2 separate regions of the Homo sapiens genome follow, and region 2 is linked to region 1. The links are chromatin loops, found by intact Hi-C in ENCODE. Cell type or tissue: ovary. All regions are shown on one strand. Each heading gives the region's core, and the rest is flanking DNA. Links, peaks and the distances in the headings are about the cores only. Region 1 overlaps SLC37A1 (solute carrier family 37 member 1). Region 2 overlaps LINC01671 (long intergenic non-protein coding RNA 1671).

Region 1 (11,033 bases), core at 1,232-9,231:
GGAATTTGGCTCAGGGCCAGGGTTAGTTTCTTTCCATGTTTTGGGTCAACAACTGAAACACCTTTATCAGTGCCTAGGAGTGTTCAGGGACCAACTTGGGTCCAAGCCTACAAAGGAAAACCTGCAGCTGGTTGGGTCACAGTGAGAGGAAAAAGGGGGAGACCTGAGGAGTCTACAGAGGGATGCAAGGGCGGAAGGAAGGGCCGACTTTGGAGTTGGGCAGCAGGAGGGGGTGTGAGGCAGTCAGTGGAGAGAACAGGAGAGATCATGAAGGTGCTAGAAGGGGAGAAGGCCTGAGGACAGCGCGCGCTGGCTTTGCCCTTGGAGCTGGAGCCCTTCCGGAATCTCCTGGCTTCTGCCCTTCCCAGCAGTCCTGTGGATCAATATTCAGCAGCCGAGGGAAGCTGCTGAAATAATGATGCTCATCTCGGGCTTTGTGATGCTTCTGGGGCTCCCCAGATAGGTCAGGGGAATGCTATAAAACCATCAAGCAGATTGTATTTAATTTTGCTTTTCAAGATTTTGCCATAACACTTGAAAAAGTTTGGCTATTTTAATTACAAAAGCAATTCACACTTGTGTAGTAATATAGAAAATTAGAAGGGAGGAGAAAACAATTTTCCAGAGTCCCAGCATGTTTCTGGAGTGAAGGCCCAGCCCGGTCAGCCCAGAGGCAGCAACAGTTAGACCAGCGGCTCCCAGGCGTCTTCTAGAGCAGCAGTTTCCAACCTTTTTGGCACCAGGGACCAGTTTTGTGGAAGACAGTCTTTCCACTGGGGACCAGGGTTGGGGAGAGGAGGATGGTTTGGGGATGAAACTGTTCCCCCTCAGGTCATCAGGCATTCGATTCTCATAAGGAGCGCACAACCTGGATCCCTCACATGTGCAGTTCACAGTAGGGTTCGCGCTCCTATGAGAATCTAACGCCCCGCTGATCTGACAGGAGGTGGAGCTCAGGCGGCAATGCTTGCTCTCCCACTACTCACCTCCTGCTGTGTGGCCCGGTTCCTAATAGGCCACGGATCAGGACTAGTCTGTGCCTGGGGTTGGGGACCCTGCTCTAGAGAGCTGGCTTACTGCAGTGAGGTGGTCAGAGCTGCCAGGCTGGCCCAGGGTTGGGGACCCTGCTCTAGAGAGCTGGCTTACTGCAGTGAGGTAGTCGGAGCTGCCAGGCTGGCCCTGGTTTCGTGCAGTCTTGTAGAGCCACCCCCGAGTCTCAAGACGCTAGAGCGTCCTCAGCAATACATTCCCCAAGTCCCTTCATGAAACTCAAGTCAGGGATTCTTCAAAAGTGCAGAGATACTTTGTCCAGGCGCGAAGTCAAGTTCGTGTTCATTCCAGAGAATGATTAACAACAGTACCTTCTCCATGGCATGGTAAGGGAAACATGCAATTCACAAGCCATGTTTATCATACAATTCTATAAACAGTTCATAAAGAGAAGAAAGGTTTTCTCTCTTTAAAAAGTTTGTATTTGTTTATTTTTTGAGATGGGGTCTTACTGTGTTGCCCAGGCTGGAGTGCAGTGATGCAATCACAGCTCACTACAGCCTTGACCTCCCAGGCTCAAGCAATCCTCCCATCTCAGCTTCTTGAGTAGCTTGGACCACAGGTGTGCACCACCACACCTGGCTAATTTTTAATTTTTTGTAGACAAGGGGGTCTCTCTATATTGCCCAGGCTGGTCTCAAATTCCTGAACTCAAGAGACCCTCCTGCATTGGTCTCCCAAAGTGCTAGAATTACAGGCATGAGCCGCTGCACCTAGCCTCTTTCTATGAAGTTTTTGGATTCAAAAGAGACCGGGAAGCTTGGCCCCACACTGTTATGAGGTGTGATCTGCTGGTGGTGGGGTTCTGGCTGGGTTTTTTTTCCTCGCTTTTCTCTGCTTATTCTAAAATTTCCACAATAGGCATGCATTGCTTTTATTTTGAAAAATATATAGATACCTGTATACATGGTTTTAAAATATATATGTAGTTTAAACTGTATATAAATATAAAATTGACAGTCCATCTCTGGCTGTCGTGCCCCCTGCTTTGTGTAAGTGGAGCAAGCTCTGTGCACCTCCCTGCAGCGCTGTCCCGGGCCTGCTTCCCACAGGTCAGTCTCTCCTTTGGCCTCTCCTGCAGGTCATCAACGGGCTGGTGCAGACCACCGGCTGGCCCAGCGTCGTCACCTGCCTCGGCAACTGGTTTGGAAAAGGAAGGTGAGAAAAAGCAGCCCTGTTTCCAATAGCAGATGAAAACTAGACCATTTTACTTTTAGTTTTTCTGTAGACTGATTACAGCAAAAACACTTTAGTATCCTCTTTAAAATAAGATGGCTGAAACCTCTGGGGCTTGAATTGCTGAAATTCAGATGGCCTGTGTCCCACGAGACAGGGGAGCTCCGCCCTCCCACTGTGGGCCTGGTGAAGTCCGTGTCACTCGGCGGCTCCTCTGACAGCTGCATCTGGCCTCCCAGGTGTTGTGGGAGATGCAGAGTCCAGGACCCTGCCCCAGGCCTTTTGAAGCCAAAGCTACATGTTAACATGGGAGTTTGGGAAGTCCCGACCTGGGTCACCCAGCGCACAGCACCAAAGTAGCAGAGCTGGGACCCAGCCTGGCGAGTCCAGATTTATTTGTAAATGGCTTTTATTTTATACAGATAAAATTTATTTATTTGTAAAATTCAGCTCAGCCAGGCCAAAGGCTTATTTATGGTGGACGATCGCAAACAAGATGCGGAAGCTAAAACGGGAACACCAGCGTCATCAGGTCTTAAGTCTTAGATACTGTGCCTCATTCACCTGGTGTGTGCATCCATGAGTTTTGTTCAAATGACAGTTCATCAAGTGACTGTATGTATTAATTGATTGTAGAGGCACAAATTTTAATTTCAGGCCTTCCAAGACTTTCAGGGAAAGGCCTCTTTCTTCTTCTTGAGTACAGAATGCGCTCAGAGCAAGAGGTAGAATGGGTGATGGCACAGCCTGAGGCCACATAAACACATCAGCTCTCGTGAGCATCGCGAGTCCTGCATGGCACAGAAGCAGGGTCTGCATGGCCCCCCGTTGATTCTGCGCCGACTCCCTACTTTGCAGGCACTGCTGCGCCCTGCACTGCTGGACTCGTTTCAGCTTCTCAGCTCCATCTTCTGTCTTCTGTTTTGTTGTGCTGCAGGAGAGGTTTGATTATGGGGGTCTGGAACTCCCACACCTCCGTGGGCAACATCTTGGGGTCATTGATCGCTGGCTACTGGGTGTCCACATGCTGGGGCCTGTCCTTCGTCGTGCCTGGAGCCATCGTGGCAGCCATGGGGATAGTGTGCTTTCTCTTCCTCATTGAACGTAAGTGCACGTGGCCTTGGAGACCACCCACCAAGGGAGGCCTCGGATTTCCCTGCCTGGGTGGGCCTTGGGGGCGAGTGTGAGAGCTGCGTGGCCTAGCGCCCTGTTTGCCCGTGGCTGCCTCAGCGCTCTTCTTACCAGGGAGACTTCCCCGGGGAGCCGGTTCTCTCCTGGTTTTGCTGGATTTCCTACTCTCCCCTGATTCTGGAGTGACCCATGTCCCCATTCCTTCCTCCCGTCCTCCTGTCCTCCCTTGCCCCGGCATCAGGAGTTCATGCATGGGAGTCTTCCATCTTCCCACAGGCTGTTCCTTCTCATGCCCATCTTGCCACCACAGCCTGAATTGGACCCAGTCAGCTCTTTGCCTTCTGATAAGATATATCTTGGACAGTGTTATAAAAGACTGACTTAATATCTTAACTGGGTAAAAAGTATCTCTTGGAAAATCAAATCTCTTATTCCATTTCAGATTCAATAGCAAACTCTTTATTTAATTGAATTTGAAATTCATTTCTGAAGTAGAGATCCAGCAGGCTCTGGTGCTGAGAAGATTCAGGACAGTTACAGCAAGAATAGAGATGCCCGGGTGGCCCTGGCGGTCACACGACAGGGGCTCGAATCCCGCAAGCCATTCTGATAAGCTGTACTCAACTCTTAGTTCTTTGACTGAGTTTAAACCATATGGCAGGAGACAGCTCCCTCATGCTGCCTGCCAGGTAGGGACACTCAGAGCCAGCTCCCTCCAGCCACACTGGGCATTGCTGATCACTTCAGCTCTGCATGCAAAAGTTCATCCATATTCCATTTAGTCGCTCACTTTTTTTGTCTTGCAAAAGCTAACCTTTTAATTTTTAAGGTAACCATCATCTGGCCACACTGTGAGTTTGGAGACTCTCACCCCATGCTTCTGTGTTGGTGAAAATGGAAATAAACATTCAGATGAGGAATGTCCAGACACACCCATTGGTGTGAGCAAAAAGTGGGGGCCCCGGGCTGCACTCCGCTCCCCTTTCCCCGCTTCTGCAGAGGCTGAGTAAGCCTTCGGCCACACCCCAAACAGCCTGAGCAGGGGCCTCCTGGGATGGGTGGGGGTCTGGATCCCTCCCAGTGGGCCAGCATGTGGCTTTCAGCTCTGGCTGGTGTGTCACTGCAGTTCTGAGAAAGGCCATTTCCACCACCTGTTTTCTTCCGCTCTGGTTCCTAGAACCTGGAGTTCTGTGCCCCTGCGCTCCAAGTGTTTGAGACACCAGCCACCCGGAGAACAATGTGCCTCTCTTTGTTAGCGCACAGGGGCCCCTGGGTGTCTCCTGCCTGAGGGTAGAGTCCATGGGGTCTTCTGTTCTCTTCCTTAACTGGAAAGGGGCTGGCTCTGGGGAGAAAAGGACATGTGGAAGGGAAAGGAGCTTGCTCAATGGCCGGGACCTCAGCACCCGCTCCAGGCATTCACGGCCCTATGTTGATGTTTGTCTCTGTAAGCAGAGAGAGCTCAGCTCTTGTGAATAAGCCTCCCTGATCCAATTTGGGCAGATAGCAATGAGCCAGATGCCCCCTGTCCCTGGGTCCTCTGGCCACAGGCCCACTCACCTACAGGAAGGCTGCATGCTTCATCTCTAGCCAAACAAAACCAAACTACCAGAACCTCCTGCCCAGGGAATCTTTCTGACACTCTTTCCCCTTGTGCCTGGGAGGTGCACTGTGTCTGAATGATGAGACCCAGCTGTGACAACAGTGGCTGGATGCTGAGTCTGAGAACAGGAGCTCTTTGCAGATAGGGAGGAAACATCAAGTGCCCCTTGGTTTGTTTCTGCCCCTCCTTGTCCCGAATCACTGATCCTGGGCAGGTACTAAAGGCATCAGATGTGCCATTCTTGCGGTCAACAGAGGATGTGGCTTTCTCTGCTGCTCCTTCACTCTTGTCTCCTGCCCAGGGTGAGCCCCAAAGGACAGGGCGTCCCCTGCTCCTTTCTCAGGCCTCTCTGAGTCTCCTTTCTGAAGCTGTTCTCAAATGTGTCCCAGCCAAGGGACGTGTGTGCCCAAGTCCCTGAAGGTGAAAGTCCAGGAAGAGCCATATCAGGGGAAGCCCCTGGCTTACCCCTGGGGGCATCACACTGTGAGTGGATACCGATGGGGTGAGTTGGCTGATGTCCTTTAAATTGGTGACCATACATCACAGGTGGACCATTGGGACTGCCCAACATGCCGACCATGTGTCCTTGGTCAGTGGCCTCGCCCTATGGGCTGTGCCCAGGACAGGAGGGCGACGCACCCCACAGCCAGCCACGGACCTCTGGGTGCAGACCCACCTGGCCCTACGGCATGTTGATAATAACCTTATCAACAAAACCCAGACAAGAGGTTTGATGCTGGCCTCGAGGCCAGCAGGAGTGTGCTCGGCAGCTGCATGTCCCTCTATGATGTCACCCTGTGTTGTATGGGAATGGACTTGGCTGTGGGGAGCCTGCAGCCCTGTAGCTCAGTTTGGGTTGCAAGGCAGTAACCAGTTTCATCCAAGGTGATAAAGAGACCAAGGTGCTTGGTAGTCAGAGGGGGCTGCAGAGGTGGAGCGAGAAGCAGTAGGGCTGGTTTCCCGCAGCACCTAGAGGCCTGGGGTCTGACTCTGGGTTCCCGCATTGCTCGGGGCAGGTTGCTGGTGTCTGTAAAGGACACGCTGAAGCCTCACTTCTGGTTCTGTTCCTTTTCAAGTTTCCTCCCTTCCTTGCATTTACACAAAGATGTTTGTTCCATATCAAGATAGATGTTTTATCTCCACTCATTTTTATTTCTAATGAATTTCATAACATGAAATACCTCATTACAGACATTCTTCCAGCCTCGCTCCCCTGATGTGCTTTTCCTGGTTTTGCTTTTCTTCTGGGGCTTGTCCTCTGAATGAGAGTCGTGGGCTTGTCCACACAGCGTCCGCATGCTCTGCTTGTGATTATTGGCCACGCTGGGAAGTATTTTCCATATTTAAAGTAGCGTTCACGTTCACAGTGTTGGCACTGGCTGGCGGTGATCTGCCATACCCCCCTTGCACACAAGTGGGCTGCCAGGCCGAGTGACTGGGGACAGGCCGGGGCGTGTGCGGGAGTCACTGGTGGGACAGCCAAGCTGTGCCCTTGCCCTCACCTGGCATGCTATGGCGATGGCTTTTTTCTGAAACGAATGCCAATTTAGTAAAGGTATAAGATGGCATCTTGTGTTTTATTAAATTTTATTGTGTATATTTAAGGTATGCAACATGGTGTTACAGATACATAGAGATAGTAAAAAGGTTACTAGTAAAGCGAAGCAAGTTAACATAGCCATCGCAACTCACAGCTGCCCGCTTTTGTTTTTGTGGCAAGAGCAGCTCAAATCCACTCATTTAATGTGAATCCTGCATACAGTCCAGTTTCACACCCGGTGCTCCCGTGTTGCCCTGTCCTCGGGTTACGTAGCTTACTTGGCATTGCCATGGTGGTGGACCTGCTCAGCCTCACTCATGTTTGCTCTTTCAGATCCGAACGACGTCAGGTGCTCCTCCACCCTGGTGACGGTAAGGACCCTGTTTTCTTGTCCTTTTCTAGAACAGTGTGCGGTTCTGACCACTTCCCCAGCCTGCTCCTGCCTGTGCGGTGTCAGACAGAAACACACAGGGTAGACAGAAGTCCCACCCTCAAAACATTGGCAGTTCTAGGAATAGAGAATATTCTGTTTTGGGTTTCGCTGATAATAACCTTATCAGCAAAACCCAGACAAGAGGTTCAATGCTGTCCAGATGAAGGACTTCATGCTAAGGGGAACCAAAGGCTGGGCCCTGGCCAGGCCTCCTCAGGAGTGGAGACCTCCTGGTTTCCCCAGGGGCCTCAGTGTGACGGGGAAAAACGCACGTGTCAGCTGCCTGCCATCACTTAAGTTGGTGGCTGCACGTCTCAGGTGGCCGAGAGGTCTGCCCAGCACGCCATTCCTTCTCTTCTGTACCCCTGCCCAGCTCAGCCAGCGTAGGCCCTGCAGGCAGGATTGCTGACCACGTTGGCTGCCATGAATGAGCCCTGCCCTAGCTGCCTCCACCCGCAGCCAGTCACCACTGGCCACTTTCCCACCTGGCTAAGGCCAGCCCTCCCGCGGTACCGGTCCCCTCCCTCTCATGGCCCAGGGCTTGACTCCCGCAGACACACCCCCCGCCCCAAATACCATTCCTGGCACACTCATGTAGTATTGGTGGCTGTCTTGGAAGAAAGTCCCTCTGGCCCTCATGCCTGCTCCCAGCCGCCCCGCTCCCCATGTCCACTGGCATGACACCCCTCCTGTCTGCAGGCCACCGCCACCTCACGGGAACAGCCCATCAGATCCCAGCAACGTCACCCGGACACATAGGGTGGTCAGCTCTCTGGCCTCACCCTGCTGGGCCCGTCGCCCGCGTCTGACCCAATGCTTCCCTCCCTCTGGGGGTCAGCTCTCTTCCCTCCCTCTGGGAAAGGCTCCCCTACCCGGGCTAACATGTTAGTCACGTCTGTGCCGAGTGTCAGACCCCAGATGTGGGGGTGCCCCCAGGCTGCCCTGCGGCCTCCTCTCTCCTTGTCTGCCCGCTCACTGCAGGAGAGCGCGCTCGGGCCTTTCAGCGGCTCCAGGTGCGTTGATGTCGAGTCACCATGCTGTCCCCAGAGTGACCCACCCCTGAGCTCCGCAATCTGAGGTCTCACCACCACTCAACCTTCCCACGGAGATGTCTGAGTGTCCTTCAGACTTAACACGACTGGAGGAGATCTCTTGATTTTACCCCTGCACAAGCCGATCCCCCAGCATCCCCCATCTCAGTCAGGAAGCTGCTGTCCACCCTGTGGACAGGCCAGACCCGAGGAGCCAGCCCAACACCCCCTCCCTTCAGCCCCGCACCCCATCCTTGGCCATGTTCTGTCAGTTCTGCTCTGTTCTGTGAGGGGATGTGGAATGGAAACCCTCTCACCTCCTCCGCCTCTACCACCCTGGTCCCCGTCACCACCGTCAGCTCTCCTCCGAGCCACTGCTCATCAGCCTCCTAGAACGATCCACTCTTGCTCCCCAGAATCTCTTCTTCACACCGCACTTGCAGAGACTGTATTGATACAGACGCCAGAGCACATCAGCCCTTGCACAACACAGTCCAGTGGCTCCATGTCGCCCCGTGTGAAATCCTCACCAGTCCATCTGGTTGGTCTCTGTCACCCTCACAGAAGGGTGCGAGCCCCTCGGGCCTGGATCATCACTGGGTCCCGGCACCTGGGGCAGCACCTGGCCTCGTGCGGGAGGGGGGCCAGAGTCCTTTTTCTGTCTTTTCATACCTCGGGCTCCTGGGTGTGATTCATATGGAAAGAAGGGTTCTGATACTTGATGACAAAAACAAAGAAACAAAATGAAGTTTGAAAACCAGTGCCTTCAGGAAGGTCAAACACCATATGATGTTCTTAAAACTATGGTTGATATTTTAAAATGTTTTAAAAAGCCGTGTTCCTGCCCTGAGCATGAATTTCAGTTTCCAAGCTTGTACAGTCGTGCCGTGAAGTAGCTTAAAGCTGCCCGGACCAGCCGTCTTGAGACTGGGGAGAACTTCGCACACACCTTCCGCCCTGGAACACCTTCTGTCCTCTAAGAAGAGCTTTTCTCACCCAGGGGCGGCCAGGCCTGAGGATAGGAAGCAGGCGTGCAGGGGGTTTTGGGGAGGAGCAGCTCTTCCTCACACACAGCTTTTAGGAATATGAGAGCTCATCTAGGCGAGAGGCATTGCTTCTGCTCCTCGTGTGTATGAGTTTGGGGCTGAAGCCTGTGTTTCATTCTCCCCGTTCAAATCCTCTCCGAGCAGTTCACTGAGATCTACTGGTGCCCAGGTGTCCCCGACGTGCCCTGAGGCAGGTGGTCCAGAGAAACAGCTTCTCGTCCTCTCTCCTCTCCATGTTGGCTGGTCGCAGAGGGAGAGATGGCTGATATCTGGGGATATTTTATCAGCTTCTGCAAACAGCCCCAAAGTTCTTTTTCCTGCAGGAATGTTACCTGCTCTGTGCAGGACACCAACGAGACCCTTGTCACGGGCCTTCCTGAGGGAGCTGAGGGCAGTTTGGCCAATGTCCCATCAGCTGCTGTCCTTCTGTAGTATCTTCCCTTTATCACAAATGGGAGCTTTTGGGCAAAGCAAAATGCATTTGTAAGAGATTTCAGATGTGCTGACTTGTTCTGGGAAGTTCCCATGTGGAAGTGTTATTTTTAGGATAAAATTCTAATTTTTTCCAATATTTTAAAGTTCTTGTTATGGAGACTTTAAACATATAAAAAGGTAAAAATAACAGCATAACGAACCCCTGTGTACCCATTACCCAAGTTTCCAACAGTTGGCCAATCTGACTCTATCAACGCCCCTTCTAATACTATCCCTTCCCACCTCCTGCTGATGTATTTTGCAAGCAAATAGCAATCATCTTAATATTTTGTCTCTGACTACTTCAGTATGTTTCCAAAATATAAGGACTCTTTTATGTGAAACAAAATGTACTATACCATTATCACACTTAAAAACCAATGGCAAAGAATAGAAAAACAGTAGAGAAAATCAATGAAACCAAAAGTTGGTTCTTTGGAAAGATCAACAAAATTGATCATCCTGCACCTAGACTGACCAAGAATAAAGGAGGACTCAAATTACCAAAATCAGGACCAGGAAAGGTGGCATTTCTGCCACATTTACTGAAATAAAATGGATTATGAGGGAACTATATGCCAACCAATTAGAAAACTTTGAATAAATGGAAAAATTCATAGAAGGACAGAAACTACCAAAACTGACTCAAGAGAGGAGGAAATCTGAATAGATCTAAAACAAGTAAAGAAATTAAATTGTTAATTTAAAAACTTCACTCAAAGAAAATCCCAGGACCAGATGGCTTTACTGGTAAATTCTGCCAAACATGGAAAGAAGAGCTAATACTAATTACTCACAAACTCTTCCAAAAAATAAAAGTGGGGGGAAACTTCCTAATTCATTCTATGAGGTGTTATCGTAATAACAAAAGACTAAAACCTCTTAAGAAAACTGTACAACAGTATCTTTTATGAGTGTAGATGCAAAACTCAATAGCAGCAACCAGAATTCAGCCACCTACAAAAGGATTATTTACCATGATCAAGTGGGATTTATCCCAGGAATACACAGCTGGCTTAACAGGTAATGTTAATGTAATACACCATTTGAATGGATAAAGGACAAAAGCTGCATGATCATCTCAGTAGAAGCAGGCAAAGCACTGGACAAAATCCAGCACCCTTTCATGTGAAAACACTCAACAAACTAGGAATAGAAAGCAACTTCCTTGACCTGACAAAGGGCATCTAATAAAACCCACACCTCACAGTGTGCTTAATGGTGAAAGACCAGGTGCTTTCCGCCTGAGATCAGGAACAAGACTAGGAGGCCTGCTCTTGCCGTTTCTATTTACCATTGTAATGCAGGCAGGCCAGTTAGGCAAGAAAAGGATATAAACGGCATGCAGATTAGACAAGAAGTAAGACTACTTCTCTTTGCAGATGACATGATCTTTTATACAGAAAATCATAAGGAGTCCTCAAAAAAATGGTTAGAGTGAATTAATAAGTTAGCAAGGTTGCAGAAAACAAGACCAGTATACAAAAATCAATTGTATTTCTATACACTAGCAGTCAACAATCCAAAGATGAAATTAAGGCCGTTTCATTTA
Region 2 (11,033 bases), core at 1,018-9,017, 60 kb after region 1:
TGGTTAGCACCCGGCCAGCGCAATGTAATCAATGTGGTGGGCCAGTGCCATGCTCTTTGGGATATCCAGCTTGTCCAGTTCTCTCTGGGCTTCCTTAGGGCATAGAATACATGGTTTATTAGCACATAACACTGAGGCAAAGCCAAGGTCCACTGTTATTCATCCTATGTGAAGGCAGGCTCTTTCGGATGCTCTTTCCTCGTAGGAATAGAAAAGAATGCACTTGCCATCTCAGTGGGGCAGAGCACACACCTGAGGCTGTGTTGATCCACCTTGACCGAGATCCCGCGCCTGGCAGGGCAGCTGCCGCTGTGGATTCTCCTTGGTGCAGCTTGCTGAAGTCCACTGTCTTCCTCCAGGAGTCTCCTATTTCTGCAGAGGCCAGCCTGGTAAATTAAATAGAGATACATTGAAGACCACCACCCCTATCCTTCAGCTCCTTAAGAGTAAAACTGAGTCACAACAGCTTGCATAAATCCTGTTTAAACATTTCAACTTACATAATCCTATCAACTTTTCATTTGTATGCTGTGGTCCTATTAGGGGTGGAAAATATCTGAGTCTCATGGTACCACATATGTTACCAGTGGAGGTATCCGAGTTATTGGCAGTGAATCCTTATGGGTCTGCAGCAACCTCAATTCTTGCCTCCTCAGAAGAAAGAATTAGACTGAGGGGCATAAGGCAAAAAAAGACACCAAGGCAACTTTCAGAAGAGGAATGGAAGTTTCTTTCAAAAGGCTTTAGAACAGGAAAGAGGCCGGGTGTTGTGGCTCACGCCTGTAATCCCAGCACTTTGGGAGGCCGAGGCGGGTGGATCACGAGGTCAGGAGATCGAGACCTTCCTGGCTAACACAGTGAAACCCCGTCTCTACTAAAAATACAAAAATTAGCCGGGCGTGGTGGTGGGCGCCTGTAGTCCCAGCTACTCGGGAGGCTGAGGCAGGAGAATGGCGTGAACCCGGGAGGCGGAGCTTGCAGTGAGCCGAGATCGCACCACTGCACTCCAGCCTGGGCGACAGAGTGGGACTCCGTCTCAAAAAAAAAAGAACAGGAAAGAAAGAAAACACACTTGGGAGAGACCCAAGTGGAAGGTCGAGTGCAGTGGTCGACCTAGGTTAACCATGATCCTAGGACTTTCCAGGCTGGCCCCTTTCCCATGGTTCTTCCCTTAGGATGGGCTGCCCGCATGCACATGCCCCCCTTACCCTTGGGAGGTGAGCACACACAGTGTGTTTAGGAAGTGGTACGCATGCCCCTCTGAGGCTTTCTTCCCTTTTCCTGTGGTGTGCCCCTGGAAGGTCACATTCTGCCATTTTGTTTCTTAATGCACATGGCTGGGAAGGTGCTTCTCCCTGGCGCCTGCATTCAGTGAACACTTTAGTGCAACAGGTGTAGACCATCAGGAAATGGCCTCTCACTGGTGCCGGCTGCCAATTTATCCCTTTTAGAGAGACAATGTGATCATTGCCAAAGCATCACCTGACGTTCCTAGTGGGTGGGAGAAGAGCTCTCTCCTCCCTCTGCTCATGAGTGTCTAACTATACCTGTAACAGCACCAGGAACTTCTTTTTTCAACCCCCAGACCATTCTTCCCTCTCTTGTAAAAAAGATTTAGGTTCCCAGCAGGGGCTGAGCCAAGGGTCTCTCTTGCCAAACTTTAATCTGGACTTATCTGCATCAGCGTTGCCCTAGGTAACTATTGCTCAGCTTTCTCATTGCAATCTTTGCCCTCTGATTTTTTTTTTTAATTTATCCAATCTGGGATAAATACAGAAAACTGGTTTGGGGCCCTTTAACATTGTGGGGGCCAGTGGAGGCTTCCTTTGGTTCACCCAACTTTTGACAGCATTGATTAAGACCTTTGTTTCTGCTGGGCGTGGTGGCTCACACCTGTAATCCCAGCACTTTGGAAGGCTGAGGTGGGTGAATCATTTAAGGTCAGGAGTTTGAGACCATCCTGGCCAACATGGCAAAACCCTGTCTCTACTAAAAAATACAAAAAAATTAGCAGGGCATGTTGGTGCACGCCTATAGTCCCAGCTACTCGGGAAGCTGAGGCAAACGACTTGCTTGAACCTGGGAGGCTGAGGTTGCAGTGAGCAGCTGAGATTGTGCAGTGCCAGCCTGGGCAACAGAGCAAGACTAAATCTCAAAAAAAAAAAGAAAAACTTTTATTTTAACTCCATCAATTTCCATTTTATTCTTTTGCCGCTATAAGATATTTGAAGAGATTTATTCTGTGCCAAATCTGAGTGACCATGGCCTGTGACACAGCCCTCAGGAGTTCCTGAGAACATGTGCCCAAGGTGGTCGGGGCACAGCTTGTTTTTATATATTTTAGGGAGGCATGAGACATCAATCAAATACATTTAAGAAATACATTGGTTTGGTTCAGAGAGGCGGGACAACTCAAAGCGGGGCCTTCCAGGCTATAGGTAAATTTAAACATTTTCTGGTTGACAATTGGTTGAGTTTATCTGAAGACCTGGGATCAATGGAAAGGAATGTTTAGGTTAAGGTAAAGGATTGTGGAGACCAAGTTTTATTGTGCAGAGGAATCGCTCAGATAGCAGACTTCAGAGAGAGAGAGAGCAGGTTGTAAAATGTTTCTTTTCAGACCTAAAAGGGTGCCTGGCTCTTAGTTGATTATCTCCGGGATCTGGAAAAAAAGGGAAGGAAAACAAAGTGGGAAGGGCATTCTCTATAGAATGCGGATTTTTCCCACAAGAGACTTTGCAGGGCAATTTCAAGGTATGGCAAGGAAATATATTTTGGGGTTAAATATTTTTTTCCTTGTCTCATAATGTTATGCCAGAGTCAGATTGAAAGTAAGTCACAATATATAGGGTTAAATAAAACCCACCTGATAAGAATTTATGGTTTGTAGGGCATGATTCCCCAGACCCCTTAAGTAGGAATTTGGGCAAGATAAAAAATAAGAAAAAATAAGTCCTCCATTCATTCCATTTCTTAGTAATTATCTAAAGATTGCCACCCTGGGATAAGCCCCAAGACTCTCTCGTCTTTCCTCTTAGCCTCATCTATCAATTTTTAAAAATTTATTTACCTTATTTTTATTTTATTTTTTATTTTTTATTTTTTTGAGACGGAGTTTCGCTCTTTCACCCAGGCTGGAGTGAAGTGGCGTGATCTCAGCTCACTACAACCTCCGTCCCCCCGGGTTCAAGTGATTCTCCTTCCTCAGCCTCCTGAGTAGCTGGGATTATAGGCACCTGCCACCACGCCCGGCTAATTTTTGTGTGTGTGTTTATTTTTAGTAGAGATGGGGTTTCTCCATGTTGGCCAGGCTGGTCTTGAATTCCTGACCTCAGGTGATCCACCTGCCTCGGCCTCCCAAAGTGCTAGGATTACAGGCGTGAGCCACCACGGTACCTGGCCTATTTACCTTATTTTTAAATAACCATTTAAAAATGTCCACTTCCCTTTGATGGATTCTGACTCTTCCTTTTGCCTTTCCCCTGCTCTTAACTAACCTCATGTTTTTATCAGCATCTGTAAGACCCATGAGAAGAAACCAGCTGCTTCATCTGAGGTGCTGCACTTGGCATTTATATTGGAGTCAGACCGTCCCTTCTCAGGGTAAACAGACCTTCCAGTGCCTTTTATCCGGTTCCCCAGGCTGGCTGCTCCCTCAGGAATACTCTCCTGTGTGTCTGGATTGTGTATACCCAGCTGCATTGTTCAGTGGTGAGTGTGGGTCCTGCATCAACCCAAACATGCTCTTTCCCTCTGCAGCATTTTAAACCAGAGACACTGCTCCCAAATTAGTCACTCTCACAATCCATTTTCATAAAGGTTCTTCAGGGAGCTGATGATCCAGATCTACAAAATGGAACAATTCCTTCACACGCCCCTCTAGTTTCAATAGTCGCTTGCTTTTTCCCTTCCCGAACATTGACTATCTTCTTGGTAACTACAGGTCTCAAAGGTAATTTCTTTTGTTCCTGGCATAATTTTCCCGTTTGTGGGTAGCTTTGAGGCTGGTGATCTGAGCTCAGACAGACTCACATCTGAGCTCAGACAGACCCAGATCTGAGCTTGGTCCAGCCCCAAGGCCCAACCCAGCATTCTCTTCCTTTCATTTTGAAACAATCTTTAAATATCCTCTATTCTACATAAAATTGCTTTTCCTTTCAGCAAAAACCACGTTTTTATAACCTTTACCAAACACACTCTGAGTAATCCCAATTTCTGCTGAAAACCCTAGGATTAATTTAACATAACATGACTTTAAGATCTTAAATTCCTGAAGAGAATTTTGAAACTGGTTTTATTTACCATAGATTACCAAAATCACATGTGCTAAAAGGCATTCGAGCTACCATCTATTTTTCTGATAAAATATTTGATTTAAGCATGTAAATGTTCTCCTTCATATATTTTGGTAGTGCTGGGAATGCAAAATGCTTGTTCCCTGGTGCCATAAAGAAATAGCACTTGAGGGCTGGGCGTGGTGGCTCATGCCTATAATCCCAGCACTTTGGGAGGCCGAGGGGGGCGGATCATGAGGTCAGGAGATTGAGACCATCCTGGCTAACACGGTGAAACCCCATCTCTACTAAAAATATACAAAATTAGCTGGGCATGGTGGTGGGCGCCTGTAGTCCCAGCTACTCAGGAGGCTGAGGCAGGAGAATGGTGTGAACCCGGGAAGCGGAGTTTGCAGTCAGCCAAGATCGCGCCACTGCACTCCAGCCTGGGCGACACAGCGAGACTCCATCTCAAAAAAAAAAAAAAAAAAGAAATATCACTTGAACATAAATTTAATTCTCTCAGCAAGGCAATTTTCACTTTCTGCAGAAAGGGTACACTCACCAGCAGTCTTGCCACAAGAGTACACCAAACAAAGGAAAAGCAGATGTATTTATCCCTTACGTATTTGGGTCATCCTTACTGCTGTGTCCTGCATCCATTGGCTGGAGCCGAACCTCACAGTCTAAACTGACACTCGACTTGCTAACAACCTAAAACTTTCTTAAATAGGTAAAGGCAAAGGGAGAACAAAGGAAAGGAGGAAGTTGCTTATGAAAGATTTAAAGAAGCAATAACATTTCCAAATAAGGAAGGGGCATAGGCTGTGAGCTGGAACGTGCCTGTGAGCATGTCCAACAGCTACATAGGATAGGGCTTAACAAAGAGTTATTAGCACAAAGCAAGGAGGCTTGAAGAAAGTCAGTCTTTAAAAGAAACTATTATTTCTAACACTTATGATTTATTCTTTAACAGGAAGGGAAACTTTGAAGAGGAAACTTTTTACTTTCTACAGTAGCGAAGTGTCACATACGCATGACACATATGTAGACGTAGCAGACACAGCAGCAGATCTTATACATTTAATAAGATTTTTCTTTTGCCATTTTTTAAAGATTCTCCCTCACTTTAGACTATTAATCTCTTGATTTCCTGTTTCATGCCCTAAACAAATGTTAGGGAGAAAATTCTAAATCTGCATCTCCCAAGACAGGACTCTGGGGAAACAGGTAGAAAGGAACAGAACTTCAATCTAAGCAAAAGCAAGGTCTGTTATGTAGACTTTAAGCCATTGTCTTCTCCATAGAGAAAGTTTCTAGTGGTTTCAGTACGGAGACAGACACGCCCTTACAAATGGAGATTCCCTCTAAAGATGTACATTTCCTTTACAAAGCGTGTTGAAGGCTGATTCGTTGGATAGGCGGTCTTTTCAATTTAGCTTGTTTCTTAATTAGATTACTGGCTTTAAGGTAGAGCCCTTTAAGGACCAGGACCAAGAAAGCATGCAGGTTTTAGGACCTAAACCACGACTTTCTTATTCAAACGTGCAAACACCCAAGTACCCCCGTATCAATGATCGTTTCCATTGCACGACTGTCCTGAGCCACCTCCAACACTATGGCTTTCACCCGCCATCAACCACCAGCCATCACACACATCAAGGTCAAGTCCTCTCACAGTGCCAAGCAGTCTCTAGTGCCCTACAAACAGCCAGCGAGCCCAGTAACACAGTACAAGAGAGCAGAGCCCTAGACCTGAGGGGAACCTGTCTGCTTACAACCTAGGATGCCACGAGGAAAAACAGGTTCCTCCCAAAGAGAGGAGACTGGTGCCTTTTCCCTGTTCCCCAAGGATCCTAGGCTGTCAGAAATTTCCTTGTTTAGGTCCTCATGTGTCATTGAAGGTTGCAAGAGGAAAGAGGGACAGACAGAAGCAAACAGAGAAACAGACAGGGTTCTCGACTGAGAAGTTTTACAGAGAGCAGAGGCCGTAAAGCAATAAGCAAGCCGGGCGCAGTGGTGCAAGCCTGTAATCCCAGCACTTTGGGAGGCTGAAGTGGGTGAATCACCTGAGGTCAGGGGTTCGAGACCAGCCTGACCAACATGGTGAAACCCAACTCTACTAAAAATACAAAAATTAGCCGGGCATGGTGGCGGACGCCTGTAGTCCCAGCTACTCTGGAGGCTGAGGCAGGAGAATTGCTTGAACTTGGGAGACGGAGGTGCAGTGAGCCAAGATCTCACCACTGTACTCTAGCCTCTAGCCCGGGTGATGGAGCAAGACTCCGTCTAAAAAAAAAAAAAAAATAGCAATAAGCAATAGGCGTGAACACATATACAACCCACATGGCAGATTGAACCAAGTTACCTTTTGACTGCCAAGCTCTTTTAAAAACCTTTTCCCAGTTGTAATTCCTACCAAAGCCATTTTACTTTGCCTCTGCTGCTGGCTGGGCTCCATCACCAAACAGGCAGCCCCTAGAAGCAGCCATCCACAGCAGTAGCTGCTCACCACCCTTCCTTACCGCTATGTGATGGATGGCTCTCAGCTAATGATTGCTTTAAGCATGCCAGCAGTTTAGGGACATCACTGCATTCACACACATGCACCTAAAAGGCGAACCATGCTGCTCCACGTGGAAGTGGCTGCTGCCTGGGATTTCTCCCACAGATGCTTCATTCCCTTTGCACATTTCTTGGTCTCTCAGTCCACGTTTTACAGTGGGCAGGTCTAGGCAAACCAGCCCCAAAGTCCAAAGAAGCTGAGAAGCTGACACATTGAGTTTCTTAGAAATGTTTCATACGGACTTACAAAGAGAAGCCATGGCTGTGTCTCAGGTGGCAACGAGATGAGATGGTGGATCCCTACCCCTCAGCCCCAGACCCAGAGCTTATATAGCACAGGGAGGAGTGGTTCAGAAGGAATGTGCAGGATGATTGAAGGATGATAATGTCAAGGTTGTTTGACCTAAGGGCAGGACCTACAGTAAGTAGCTGCTCTTACACAGGGAGTGGTAGATAAACTGGAAATCTTAGAGGCCTCCTCAGAATGTTAATCATAAGCCAATGTAAACCAAAAATAAAATTCTAAGTCCCCCAGCCATCTGAATGAATGCCTCCTCTTGGCCAAGGGCATTCCAAAGTTAACCTGAAAAGCTAGTTCAGGCTGTGATGGGAATCAGGAGCCAGACATACCTTATTATCCCCTCCTCCCTTTTGGCATTACTAATAGAACTGGTGAACAAAAGGAGTCAAACTCTGTAAAATATTTGAAGAGATTTATTCTGAGCCAAATATGAGTGACCAGTGGTCCGTGACGCAGCCCTTGGGAAATCCTGAGAACACGTGCCCAAGGTAGTCAGGGTGCAGCTTGGTTTTATACATTTTAGGGAGACATGAGACATCAATCAAATATATTTAAGAAATATGTTGGGGCTGGGTGTGGTGGCTCACACCTGTAATCCCAGCATTTTGGGAGGCCGAGGTAGGGGGATCATCTGAGGTCAGGAGTTTGAAACCAGCCTGACTAACATGCTGAAACCCCATCTCTACTAAAAATACAAAGAAAAAAAAAAATTAGCCGGGCGTAATGGCAGGCACCTGTAATCCCAGCTACTCGGGAGGCTGAGGCAGGAGAATCACTTGAACCCAGGAGGCGGAGGTTGCAGTGAGCCGAGATTCCGCCATTGTACTCCAGCCTGGGTGACAGAGTGAGACTCCGTCTCAAAAAAAAAAAAAAAAGAAAGAAAAAAATAAAAGAAACACATTGGTTCAGTCCAGAAAGGTGGAACAACTTGAAGCTCAGGGGTTGGGTGGTTATAGGTAGATTAAACATTTTCTGATTGGCAGTTGGTTGAAAGAGTTAGCAATAGAAAGGAATGTCTGGGTTATGATAAGGGGTTGTGAAGAACAAAGTTTTTTTATCGTGCAGATGAAGCCTCTAGGTAGCAGGCTTCAGAGAGAATAGACTTAAATGTTTCTTATCAGACTTAAGGTCTGTGTTGATATCCATGCTGGCGGGTACAATGAGGCACGTCTGACCCCCACTTCCTGTAATGGCCTAAACCAGTCTTTCAGGTTAAATTTAGAATGCCATGGCCTAGAAGGAAGTCCATTCAGATGGTTGGGTGGCCTTCAAATTTTATTTTTGGTTTATAGAACAGAATTTTTAAGTCTAATAAGAAACATTTACAATCTATTGTCTCTGAAGGCTGCTACCTGGAGGCTTCACCTATGGTCTCCACAACCCCTTATCTTCACCCAGACATTCCTAAGTCTTTCAACAGTAACTTAACTCTTTCAACCGACTGCCAATCAGAAAATCTTTGAATCTACCTATGACCTGGAAGCCCCCACCTTCCAGTTGTTCCACCTTTCCACACCAAACCAATGTACATCTTCCATTTATTTGAATAATGTTTCATGTCTCCCATGACCACCTTGCACCCAGACCACCTTGAACGCATGTTCTCAGAACCTTCTAGGGCTGTGTCACAGGCCATGGTAACTCATATTTGGTTCAGAATAAATCTCTTCAAACATTTTAGAGTTTGACTCTTCATCAACACCAATATATTAGTCCTTTCTCACACTGCTATAAAGATACTACCTGATGCTGGGTAATTTATAAACAAAGGAGGTTTCATTGACTCACAGTTCCACATGGCTGCGGAGGCCTCAGGAAACTTACAATCATAGTGGAAGGTGAAGGGGAAGCAAGGCACAACTTACATGGCAGCAGGAGAGAGAATGAAGAGCGAACTGCTACTTATCAACTATCAGATCTTATGAAAACTCACTCACTATCATAAGAACAGCATGGGGGAAATTGCCCCCATGATCCAATCACCTCCCACCAGGTCCCTCCCTCAACACGTGGGGATTGCAATTCGAGATCAGATTTGGGTGAGACACAGAGCCAAACCGTATCAACCAACATGGCAGATTAGCATCCAGGCTGGAGCTGCTGTGGCCTCCACAACCCTCTGTCTCAGTGCCATAATCTCTGGTGTATAAGAAAGATTTATGTTATTTCTCATTCATACTCCATGTGCACTGCGGTAGTTTTGGGGGCTTTTCTCTCACTCTGGGATCCACCCTAATGAAACAGCCACCACCTTAAAGGTTGAAAGAGACCACGCCTCAGGGAATGAGACCTCTGATGCACATTACCTGTGCTCACAGCTCATTGGCCACAGCAGCCATGTGACCGCACCCAACCACAAAGCTGCACAGCTCATTGGCCACAGCAGCCATGTGACCACACCCAACCACAAAGCTGCACTTGTATGAGGGCAAGACCAACTTCTTCAAAGCCAGTCACTCAAAGGGGATTCCTTAGAAAGGAATTCCCCAGGGTTGGTTGTCAACACTGGCTAGGACTTCCAGTACAATCTTACTCAGAAGCAGGAAGAGCAGCCATCATTGCCTCAAAGGAACATTTCACTTTTAATTATGATGGTTTCTGTAGGTTTTGGGGCATATATTTAATCAGATTAAAGAACTTCCATTATAGTCTAGTTCACTAAGAGTCCTTTTTTAAAATTACAAGTGTACATTGATTTTTTTCATGCCTTTTTCCTAATCTGAGATGGTTTAATCCTGCCTTTAATAGTTATAAAACTATTCACATTTCATTTATTATTAATTTTGGTAAGTATATTTCTGTTGTATATTTGTTTTCTATTTCAATAATTTCTGTTTTTTTCCTTCCTTCTACTTTGTTTGTATTTGTTTTTGTTCTAACTTCTTTCTTTTTTTGAAACTAGGTCTTGCTCTGTTGCCCAGGCTGGAGTGCAGTGTCACAATCATGGCTCACTGTGGCCTCCACCTCCCAGGTTTAAGCAATCCTCCTACATACCTATATATGTGTGTATATGTATAATAGAATGAAAATATAACGAATTTAGAATTGTTATATCTTCCCGGTGAATAAAGCATCCTTCTTTGTCTCTAATATATTTGTCTCCAATAATTTTATGCCTAAAGTCAATTTTGTCTGATATTAGCATATGTACATTAGCTTTCTTTTTCTGAGTATTGCCACATTATGCTTTTTCCATTATTTTATTTTAAGTCACTTTTATTCTTACGTTTTCGGTATTGTGGAATGCAGCAAAGCAATGCCTAGAGAGAAATATTGATCTTAAATGCATTTCTTCAGTTTAAAATTTTTTCTTAATCAATATTTTTTCAAGTATTTTTTCTGAGCATTCTTTTCCACTTCTCCTTTTCAGACTCCAGTAAATAGTTTTTAAAACTTCTCACAGTATCTTCTATGTTTTTTACCACCTCTTTTGAATGTTCAATTTTTATGTCCCTATCCATGCTTGATTCTGGATAGTTTCTTTTTTTTTTTTTTTTTTAAGACAGAGTCTCACTGTCGCCCAGGCTGGAGTGCAGTGGCATGATCTCGGCTCACTGCAACCTCCACCTCTCAGGTTCAAGGGATTCTTTTGCCTCAGCATTCTGAGTAGCCGGGATTACAGGCGTAAGCCACCACATCTGGCTAATTTTTTAAAATATATTTTTGGTAGAGACAGGATTTCACCATGTGGACCAGGCTGGTCTGGAACTCCTGACCTCAAGTGATCCACCCACCTCGGCCTCCCAAAGTGCTGGGATTACAGGTGTGAGCCACCGTGCCAGGCCTGGATAATTTCTTTTATCCATTTTCAAGTTCACTAATTTTCTTATTAGCTGGCCCAATGTTCTGTTAAACCCATCCATTGAGTTCTTAATTTCAAAATTATATATTGC

Evidence for each region. A loop is a pair of places that touch in the nucleus more often than their neighbours do. Peaks named below come from ENCODE experiments on the same cell type or tissue, not always from the same donor. Only the 100,000 strongest peaks of a DNase experiment are listed, where the experiment ranks them.
Region 2: a loop joins it to region 1, with 17 times the contacts of the local background. A loop is called at or near these places in 5 of 110 quality-filtered maps.

What each region holds. Positions count from the first base shown.
Region 1 is chr21:42,540,273-42,551,305 of GRCh38, forward strand. SLC37A1 (solute carrier family 37 member 1) reads left to right here. Exons shown (of 20, transcript NM_001320537.2): 7 at 2,132-2,208; 8 at 3,164-3,330; 9 at 6,831-6,868. Among named protein-coding and RNA genes, the nearest start is that of SLC37A1, 32 kb to the left of the region's middle. RefSeq lists enhancers at 170-835, 1,851-2,781, 4,985-5,522, 5,523-6,058 and a silencer at 5,009-5,232. In ovary, for the core only: no CTCF peak of the experiment used is centred there; DNase peaks (open chromatin) are centred at 3,279, 4,389, 7,304 and 8,949.
Region 2 is chr21:42,600,463-42,611,495 of GRCh38, forward strand. It overlaps LINC01671 (long intergenic non-protein coding RNA 1671), which reads right to left. Exons shown (of 2, transcript NR_131192.1): 2 at 1-386. Among named protein-coding and RNA genes, the nearest start is that of LINC01671, 9.1 kb to the right of the region's middle. RefSeq lists a silencer at 9,443-9,643. In ovary, for the core only: no CTCF peak of the experiment used is centred there; no DNase peak of the experiment used is centred there.